2 separate regions of the Homo sapiens genome follow, and region 2 is linked to region 1. A link is an interaction called in ENCODE POLR2A ChIA-PET data of the cell type or tissue named here. Cell type or tissue: MCF 10A. All regions are shown on one strand.

Region 1 (5,000 bases):
ACCCAGAACCACATCTGGCTAATTTTTGTATTTTTTAGTAGAGACAGGGTTTTACCATGTTGGCCAGGCTGGTCTGGAACTCCTGATCTCAGGTGATCCACCCTCCTTGGCCTCCTGAAGCGCTGGGATTACAGGCATGAGCCACTGCACCTGGCCTATTTTTCTGTATCACAGTTAATCCTCATACTAACCCTGTTGGTAAGGAATTGGAAAACCTGGATATAATTCTAGCTTTGCTACTAAAGGCATCATGTTTCTCTTGGGGCAAGTCACTTCCCCCTCTGAATGCCTCAGTTTCCTCATTTGTAGAAGAGGGGTGTCATCCTTTTATACCATAGCATCTTGTGAGACACTGAATATGCACTTGATTCCCTAGCTGAAAAGTGCTGAATAGAGATTCTTCTGACTCCTTCAATCAGGTCCCTTTATCCTTTGAAATCTGGGAGCTTTCTCTGCTGCCCCATCCACTGGGCTCAGTACTGGATGGTCTGCATTTGTTGTGAATAGATGACAGCTGGGCTTGTATTTTCTTCAGATGGAGCTTGGCCTGGGTATTAAATAGCTGTCAGTAAGACCACTTTTCTAACTGGCGCAGAGGAGCAACAGAGCTGGGCTGGTAGTCCTCCCTCCAGATGTCTGGGGGTGCTTGCAGAGGGGAGCAGTGGGGTCTCTAACACTGAGTCCCCATCCCTTTGTGCTTGAAGGATAGCACCTAGAAAACATTGGCCCCAAACAGAAAGGCTGACCTCCGCTCCAAAATCCTACCTTATTTCTATGTGACTGTGGAAAGAGCGGGCCTGAGAGATATTAGTAATAAGTAAAGCTGAGAAACAGCTGTGGAAACGAGGTTTCAGGACCTCCTGGCCCCATCAGCACTACGCTCTAATTATCTCACAGCATTTGGCCAATTGGGCTGTTGGAGTTTCTAGGAAAGATTCATTTTAACCTTAACCAGTATTATTGTATTTCTTTTTATCCAGATGGGAGAATATTGTTTCTTTCTCCAGTCTTCACTGATTTCTCGTTTTTAAATCCTGCAGAACTTTATTCTCTTTGAAACCTATGAGGGACAACGAACATTTTTGGGAGTCGACTTGTTGTTGGACACTTTTACAGGCATTATCCCATACCATTCCCACAGACACAGATCATCTTTCCATGTGATGTTCACATTCTCTTTCTTTTTCTCCCATGTTAATAAGGTCTTCTCTTCTGGCTCCTCCTCTGAATGTTAAGTGCCCTGGGGCTCAGAACTTAGTCCTTTCTTCTGTTCTCTGGGATTTTGTAGGTGATCTTATTTAGGCTTTTGGCCTTACCTTTCACCTCTAGGCTGATAACTCCCCAATTTATGACTCCAGATCCAGCTATTCACCTGTGCTCCAGCCTCATGTCCCCCACCTGGAAGTCTGAGAGGCACTCCAAGGTCTGGCCTCTGCCTGCCTCTCCCCTCTCTTCTCTTTCACTCTCCCTTTGGCCACAATGACCTTCTTGCTGCTCCTTGAATCTGCCAACAATTCCCACCTCAAGGTCTTTGCACCTGCTTTTCTCTCTGGCTGGAAAAGAGTTCCCCCAATATTCTCATGGCTGTATCACTCTTCCTTCAGGTCACCTCCTCTGAAAGACCTCCTCTGATCACATCATCCAAACTAGTCCCTCCTGCAGGACCCCATCTTCCACTCTGTAGCCTCTTACCCTCCCTGTTTTTTGTTTGTTTGTTTTTTTGTCATAGCACTTGTCCTACCTAAAATGATATTGCATGCTTATTATATACCTGTTCATTGACTGTCTCTCTCCTTAGACATAAAATTCACAAAGGCAAAAGCATTATCTTCATGATTGTCGCTATAGCCCTGAACCTAGAATGTGGCTGCATGTGGCCTGGGGCCAGTGAATATTTGTTACATGTTGAATGAAAGAAAATATGACAGGTAGGTGTCACCTCTAGTTTTATAAATGAGTCAGTGGAGGCTGAAAGACATAATACACCCCATATCACCTGCTTTTTTCCCCCCTCAGAAAAGGGGGAAATAGTTTTAGTCAAGATAACCTGTATGAAAACAAGGCATTGAGTTATTTTTATAATAATTTATAACTTAAAAATAACAGTAGATCTTTCTTAATTGTCCAGATAACAAAACTCAGTATGTACATTTTATAGCAATTATAATAATGTTATCATGACCATAATTTACCACACGTATCACCAGTCTTGTTTTCTCTTTCTCGAAAACACATGCTTTTCTGACTTCACACATAATCTTGCTTTCTTGTTTTTCACTATGTATCAATGAACTTGGCACCCATACTTCTTTGTCAGCTCCAGCAGATGACAATTTATCTAGGAATCTGAATACTTGACACATCCAAAGAGAATTTTTCCGAAAAGGTTTTTTTTTTTTTTTTTTTTTTTTAAAATCAGCTATTAAATGACTCACCATGTAACTGTCCTCACTGAAGGATGATTTGTGATAGTGCCTGGCACTTGGTTGCAGGGTGAGCTATCAGTGAGTTGACTGGATGGTCACATGGCACCATAGTGTATTCTCTGGCAACACATATGACACATAGTTGAGACATCCTCAGTCACTCACATACTTTAGCAGAAACTAATTGTTTTGATACTTTATGTTGCAATTATGCAAGTATATTTTACATATCCTTTTAAAAATCTGCACAATAGGAAGAAACACCAAGAGAACTCAACCATGACTTAATGAGCTAGATCAACTCTTCTTTTTTGTTGTGTTAAGAAATCATCTGTCCTTTTGATTCTAAGAAGCCTTTACTGGAAATATCATGAATTCAGGAGAGATCAGGATGTGGACATTCAGGGCATATAACGTTCTCCCGCTTTGTTCTCCAACTGTTTGGCCCACCTGGCAATTTGACTCCCATTGTATTACTCAATGCCTCTCCTAGGTTTTTCTTCTCTTTGGATTGGAGCCTGTCTCTGTCTTTCCCTATCAAGGCCTTGCCCCATCCCCTTCCTGATTCTCAGTCTTTTAGGTGCACAGAAACTGACTTTGATTGTAGCTATCCCTTCTGATCGGATACTGCCTCTGACAACAAGATGTTCCCACTTGGCTCACCCAGCTTCCCAGTCAAGACATGGACTCTGATGTCCTTCTCTCTAGGCACATTGGAAGCTCCTTCTCGACAATAATGATCTTATACTTCTGTGTTCCTTCCAAAATGTAGCCCAAGACTAATTAAAATTAGTAAATACTCATTTGTCCAACTTATTGGTTTGTGGCAGCCAATTGTTCTTTCCATGATCCCTTTAGCTTTGAGTAGTTACAGTCCCATAAATCTGGGTAAAAACCCTTTCTTCCATGAGGTTATGGTGGAAGACCTCTGCAGAAGCACTGTTTCCCTGCTGCAGACACTCATAAGCAGGTGTGTTTAAATTTATCCCAGAAGATGGCTGGGCACAGGCCGGGAAACAAGAGACCAGTCAGTGAGAGCAGGCACCGTGTTGGTACTCCCTTCTCCTACAATCTAGCAAAATTCTTTGGGGTCCTATTCTTTCCCTAGTGCTTGAATTTCAATATCTACCTCCTCCCCCACAAACTCAGCTCTTGCTCTACATCAGTCTAAATTTACTGGTCTCCCAGCCTCTCCTTCCTATTAAATTAGATATTAGAGAAATCCATCAAGCCAGTGCTGCTTGAGGGTACAGTTTACAGTCCCTGTGCCTAAATCACTGGATGCTGTGGCTCGGATGGACCTAAATTTATCTACAGAATTACATGAAACCCTCTTGTTTTCACTTGTGCAGGTGTTCAGGTCCCGTCACACTACCTAATAAAACACTGAACTGCCCTGGAAGGTCTCAGCAAAATAATCCCATGTTATTATCACTTGGCATTCCTACAGCTCTTTATTTTTTATCTTCTGGTGGCGATGGTGGGGGGTGTGTGTTTACGATCATTTTATTAGCCTTTCCACACAAGATTCGTTTTTTATTAAAAACACAAATATCATTATAAATATCTTGGTAGAGAGGTAGAGAAGAGATTTTGAAAGAGACTAGGCAAAAGGATTAAATATCTATAGGTTTAAACTGTTGCTAAAATAAATGCTCACAATATAGCCATGAACTTTTTTCTTAAAGGTAGCCTTCATTAATTATCTTTCCAATGGGAAGTAACAGCTGAGACCTTAAAAGCCAGATATGTCGCAGGGAAAAGGCAAGTTTATGGAGATGATGTTAAGAAAAATCTGGTGTTTAGAAAGTCTTGTTTTCTATTTTCTGTAGTTACTTCCTGCTCAAAACTTTTTCTCATTTGTGCATTTCTGGTTATATAATCTGGATCTTGTTACGGCAACATTAAAGTGGATTTAAAAAACAAACAAACAAACAAAAAAACAATTGCTGGTGAAGCATCCTAATTGGTAAATACAGATAATAGGTACATGACATTTGGGAGTTTACAAAGCACCTTTATAATGATAATCACATTTAAATCTCATGACAACCTTGAGACAGGTACACTTAGAAACCCCTACTGCAGAGGAGGAGACGAGGGCACAGAGGGGACGAGGGACTCACCTGCTGTTATACTGCTAGTGAGCAGCAGAGCCTGGACTCGAACCCAACTTCTCTTATTTCTGTTTCAAGGTCTTTCTATAATCACACATTGTTTCCCAAAGAAACAGCCTTGTTCATTCATTCAATCAACTGTCTGTCTATAGCTATCCATCCAAAACGTTTATGAAAGATCTACTATATACCAGATACTGTCTAGAACCCTCAGCTTGGTAGGGAAGACAGCAAGTGAAGGGATGATAATAGTAAACTGTAACAAGTGCTCAGACATTAGCACTGGGGCTCTGGAAAAACAAAGAATGGACACTTAGCCTGAGGTGGAGGGGAAGCTCAGAGTAAGGGAAGGCTTCCTGGAGGAAGCAGTGCTGGAGCCAAGTCTGGATGTGTATGGTATTTAACAAGCATGTATTTCCCTGGGTTGTCCCAGTTTCCTAGGCACCACTTATTGGCC
Region 2 (5,000 bases), 97 kb before region 1:
GTTGCAGAAAATTTCACTCCATCTTTCGCACAGGAAATTACAACAACATCTCCAATATGATTGAGATCTCAGCATATGCATGCAAATTCACCAGCAGGCATCTTTACTACACAGCTGTACTCTTGTTTTGGAATTCCAAGTTGTTCAACATCCAAATCCATTAGCTTCATTTTATAATCCGAAACTTTCTCCTGATTTAGTGCTTCAAATACTAGTGCTAAGTTGTCTGCATTATCTTCAGCTCCTAACATCATGACATCTTCATTGCCAGCACAGTTTAGTATTTTGAACATACTGGATAGGTTCATGCCTATGGCCAGGTTGTAGTCGCAGCAGCACGTGTTGAAGCCCTTGGAGCAGTGGGTGAGCTGCCACGAGGAGATGCAGAACGAGTCTATGCTGTGCACATTCAGCTGCTTGAGCTAATGTCCCGGCAGGCCTCACTAATGAGGTCCTCAAGGGCCTCCAACACATTCTTCAGGATGGAGCCCTGGACCAGGTGTACCTCGAACATGGTGGAGTCACAATGACATGGCTACAGGAAGGTGCGAAGGAAGAAGGTCTAGGCAGTTTTGGCTTTATGAAGCTCAGAGCAAGTGGGCAAACGCCGTGGGAAGAGGCTGAGACCTCAAAAGATGATGACAAATCCACTATGCCTGCAACTGTTTAATCAAGACTTGTTTTTTTAATGAAGAGCTGGTGCGTGTTCAGGAGCACGAGTGGTGGAATTCACAGATTGCTATCCTCAGAATACCTTCCTGGCAGAAACCCAGGAGCCATGCTGGGATCCACACCCACTCCACCTCCCGCCCTTGCAGTTTCTGCTGGCATCACTGGAGACAGTGGAGACTTGTCCGTTACTCTGGCAGGGATTGGACATGCCTCCAGTGGGCTGTCGCTCCAGAAAGCAGAGAGCAAAGGAAGCCTCTGGCTAGGCTGTCACCAGCCCCTGAGTGGATGCATCATGCCCAGGGATTGGCAGTGAGTCATTGAAGCCCCAGACTGGTGGTAGCCAAGTTCCTTGAAGCCTTTACCTTGTGTATTGCTGAGTGGCACTATTGTAGGCAGGAGAGGAGGGCCACAGAGGCATAAAGGCTGTCTGCCCCCGAGCTTCTTCCTGGGAGGCCTGCAGGTACCTAAAGTGTCAGAAAAGCCATTAGTGCTTCCTCCCCAGGTGTCCGCAAGTGTCCCCAGTCATCTGAGAGATGATCTTAGGAGTCACTTGGAGGACTATTGGGTTTTAAATGTAATAGTCATGCATTTTAATGTCTCTTCTATTTATGGCAAGTCATATAGGTTTTCAATCAGTGGTCATAATGGTTTTTTAAAAATAATGTTAAAAAAGTGAATCTGTTTAAAGAAAATTGTTAAGGGAAGCAGCATAGCATAGTAGTTAAGAGAATGAACTCTGAAGACGGATGCATGGTCAGACTCCCAGCACCACACTTACCAGTTATGGGACAGTGGGTAAGTACTTCACTGTGCTGCAGTTTCCTTATCTTTAAGGAATAACAGTAGTACCCACTTAATGAGTTAGTTCATGTAAGCACTTACAACATGTCCCAGCTCACACTAAGCATCACATAGGTAACTGTTAAATAAAATGCAGTGAATCAAGGTGGTAGGGGAGTATAGGGCAAACATAATGAGGATGGGTCTAGAACAAGAGAAGTTTGTAGGAATGTTTGTCTTCTGCAATTCTTGCTCTGACAGTTGGGGGCCCAGGGCCCAGGGAGCAGAATGGCTGTATCCAAAGTCATAAACTGACATAGCATGGCAAGGCAGAATGAAATCCCTGCTCACTTGACTCACTATCAACTACAGGGCTGCAGAGGTGGCCCCTTCTATGGAGAAAGCAATTTGTCCCATGGGCCACTCAAAATGGCAAACATAGTCTCCAACAGAGGTGACGCAGACATTACCTCAGAGGCAGCCTTGATATCGCTGACCCCTCAGATGGATGCAGTTTCGCATAGCTCCTACTTGCTGATGAGATGGCCATGGCCATAAAGCAGTCTTCCAGAGTCTGTCCCAGGTAGATCTCAGGCCTCCATACGCCAGGGCCAGGCAATAGAGGTCATGGCCGGAGCCTCAGGACCTACCACAGAGCTGGCCCATGGAAGCCTCTGAAGGAATGTTTGATGACTCACCAAATGAATGAATGAATGAATGAATGAATGAATGAATGAATGAATGAATAAACATCCCCATTACATGGATCAGCTGATCAGCTAAGCAGAGGATACGCATGTGCCCAAGGGCCCTTTTGGTGCAGTGTGTGTTGTTCTTTCTGTGGGTGAGGCTGTTGAGGTATGTGTCTACAGAAGGTGCTAGCATAGTGCTGGTGTGTGTCATACACGAGGCCACGCCCTACACTTGTGCAAGTTTTCTGTGACCTCTGGGATCTGAAAGATCAGTATTTCCTAGAGTTGAGCAACAGTGAGGTTAGGGGAGTTTGAAGGAGGGAATGGAGGTGTGACATTTCTGGGGCCCAGGACCCAGGGAAGTAAGAAAGATGGTGTTTATGAAGGCACTTAGCTGCAAGGGCGAGGTCCTATAGGCAGGTTTAGGGCTTAATGACTATAATCACTTTGGCATGAGCAGCTGACATGGGCATCTCACTATACAGTTTACCTAAAGCACTGCCACTCCAGTTTCATCACTGGCTCCTCAGCACTGCATGAGTGCAGAGCAGTTATTGCAGTTTCTATTTAAAAACAAAGCCTGCTAAATGGCAAAGCTGGATAGAATCAGCTCCTCTGAGCCCATGTCCAGTATGATCTCAAGCCAGGCTGCGTTCTGATTGTGTATATCCCAGTAACCAATCCTGGCCATGACATGGTGCTTACCACATGATTCTCATCCCCTACCTCCAGGATTGTTTGCTGATGAGTCAGTGACCAAATGAATAGTGCAAAGGAGAGACAAGAGACCTGGGGTGAGGGCAAAGGGTGTCAGGTCGGGGCTGAAGAGCGCAGGAGGAAGAAAGGGCTGGAACGAATTCTCTGAAGATGAGCTGCTTCTTTCATGACTATGTGGGCCAGGCCAGGTTTCGGCTCAAGCCTCTCCTTGCTTTTAAGTTATCAGAAAATTTGTCATTGGTTCCCTAAATATTGAACGTGTTGGATCCAGAGTTCTCACCATGGGCCACAAGGTGCCATTGAGCTGGCTGCCCACTGTCTTCTCTCTTCCACTCTGTAGCCCCTGGAATGTCACTTCATTGGCCGCCTTTTGCCACTTCTAAAACATTCCAGCATACTTAGGCCTCAGGGCTTTTGCACTTGCTGTTCTCTCTGCCTGATATGCCTTTCCCCCACTGTCTACCTCAAATGTACCTCCTCAGAGAGGCCCTCTCTGCCACCTTGCCCCCTTGGCCTACCTTGTTTTTCTCCATAACACTGATCACTCCTTGGCATTTTATTGTATATGCATTTCTATCTATCTACTGGAAATGAAGCATCACAAGGCCAGAGATCTTTGCCTGCTTTGTTCATTGCTGTATGCCCAGTGCCTAGCACAATGACTCGCATATATTAGGTACATTAGGCATATTAGATTCAAATTAAACGTATTTGAATGAGTTAATGTGGTTTGAAGCTTTTACCTCTCTGAAGCTTCTAGGTGTGCTACTTTCACAGGAAGAGCAATCCTGGCCTAGGATGCTAGTGCCTACAAAGTGGCAGAGCTTGTACTTTATTAGATTCACTATATCCTTAGAAAAGAGGAGGCATGTTGGATAAGATGCAGCCCCAGCCCCCCAGCCTCTGCCAAAACCAACGTGTCCCAGTCTGAAGCAGATTCTAGTTGAGCTGGATGGTGGACTGGTAGACCAGCATCCCTCTGGCCAGAACAGACATGGATGGCGGGACTGGGAAAGGTCGGGACTGAGAATGGCTGAGATCAGGACATCAGGGGTCAAAGATCAAGACAGGGATCTGGGGCTGGGGCTAGGGCTGGGAAGAGCCAATGGGTCCTTGGTGGGCATTTAGGGGAGCTGGGTAGTTGATATAGTTTGGCTGTGTCCCTACCCAAATTTCATCTTGAATTGTAGCTCCCATAATCCCCATGTGTCATGGGAGGGACCCAGTGGGAGATAGTTGAATCATGGAGGCAGTTTCACCCATACTGTTCTCGTGGTAGTGAATAAGTCTCACAAAATCTGATGATTTTATAAGCGGAAATCCCTTTCACCTGGCTCTCATTCTCTCTTGCCTGCTGCCATGTATGGTGTACCTTTTGCCTTCTGCCAGGATTGTGAGGCCTCCCCAGCCACATGGAACTGTGAGTCCATTAAACTTCTTTTTCTTTAAAAATTACCCATCTCAGGTATGTTTTTATCAGCAGCATGAAAATGGACTAATAGAGTAGCCAACGTTTCTGAAATGATAATATGGGCCCAGTTCAGGTGGCTTCTTGTAAGCTATTGATACTTAGGACTTCTCTGCTGGCCCTACTTGGGCATGAAAGGTCCATTTCTTGACAGGATAAATGGCAACAATATTGTAATATGTAAAGATCCTACATATCTGTTATCTCATAACAACCATGTGTAGTATGTTTATTCATTTAGGTAACAAATATGTGTTGATCCCGTGTAAGAACCAGGCACTGTAGATGTTGCCTCAGTCACTGTCTTAGTCCATTTGTGTTGCTATGGACTCAGGTATACCTGAGCCTGGATGACTTATAAAGGAAAGAGGTTCATTTGGCTGACAGTTCTGCAGGCTGTACAAGAAGCATGGAGCTGGCATCTGTTGATGGCTTCTGGTGAAGGTCTCAGGCTGTCTCCACTCACTGCAGAAGGGGAAGGGGAATTGGTGTATGCAGAGGTTATGTGGTGAGACAGGAAGCAAGGGAGATGAGGGAGGTGCCAGGCTTTTTATAACGATCAGTTCTCCTGCGAGCTAACAGAGAACTCATTACCTCAAGGGGGCACCAAGCCATTCACGAGGGATCCATCCCCATGACCCAACACCTCCCATTAGGCCCCACCTCCAACA

The links. ChIA-PET counts read pairs that join two places held together with the same protein. Peaks named below come from ENCODE experiments on the same cell type or tissue, not always from the same donor. Only the 100,000 strongest peaks of a DNase experiment are listed, where the experiment ranks them.
Region 2: POLR2A ChIA-PET joins it to region 1 with 7 read pairs; 1 of 35 experiments calls an interaction of 5 or more read pairs at or near these places.

The regions. Positions count from the first base shown.
Region 1 is chr11:19,371,923-19,376,922 of GRCh38, forward strand. It overlaps a transcript of NAV2 not described here. Among named protein-coding and RNA genes, the nearest start is that of NAV2-AS5, 130 kb to the right of the region's middle. In MCF 10A, no CTCF peak of the experiment used is centred here; a DNase peak (open chromatin) is centred at 2,519.
Region 2 is chr11:19,274,755-19,279,754 of GRCh38, forward strand. The region is part of intron 2 of CSRP3-AS1 (CSRP3 and E2F8 antisense RNA 1); the gene reads left to right. It also overlaps the pseudogene PCNAP4. Among named protein-coding and RNA genes, the nearest start is that of E2F8, 36 kb to the left of the region's middle. RefSeq lists an enhancer at 2,668-2,962. In MCF 10A, no CTCF peak of the experiment used is centred here; DNase peaks (open chromatin) are centred at 977, 2,357 and 2,867.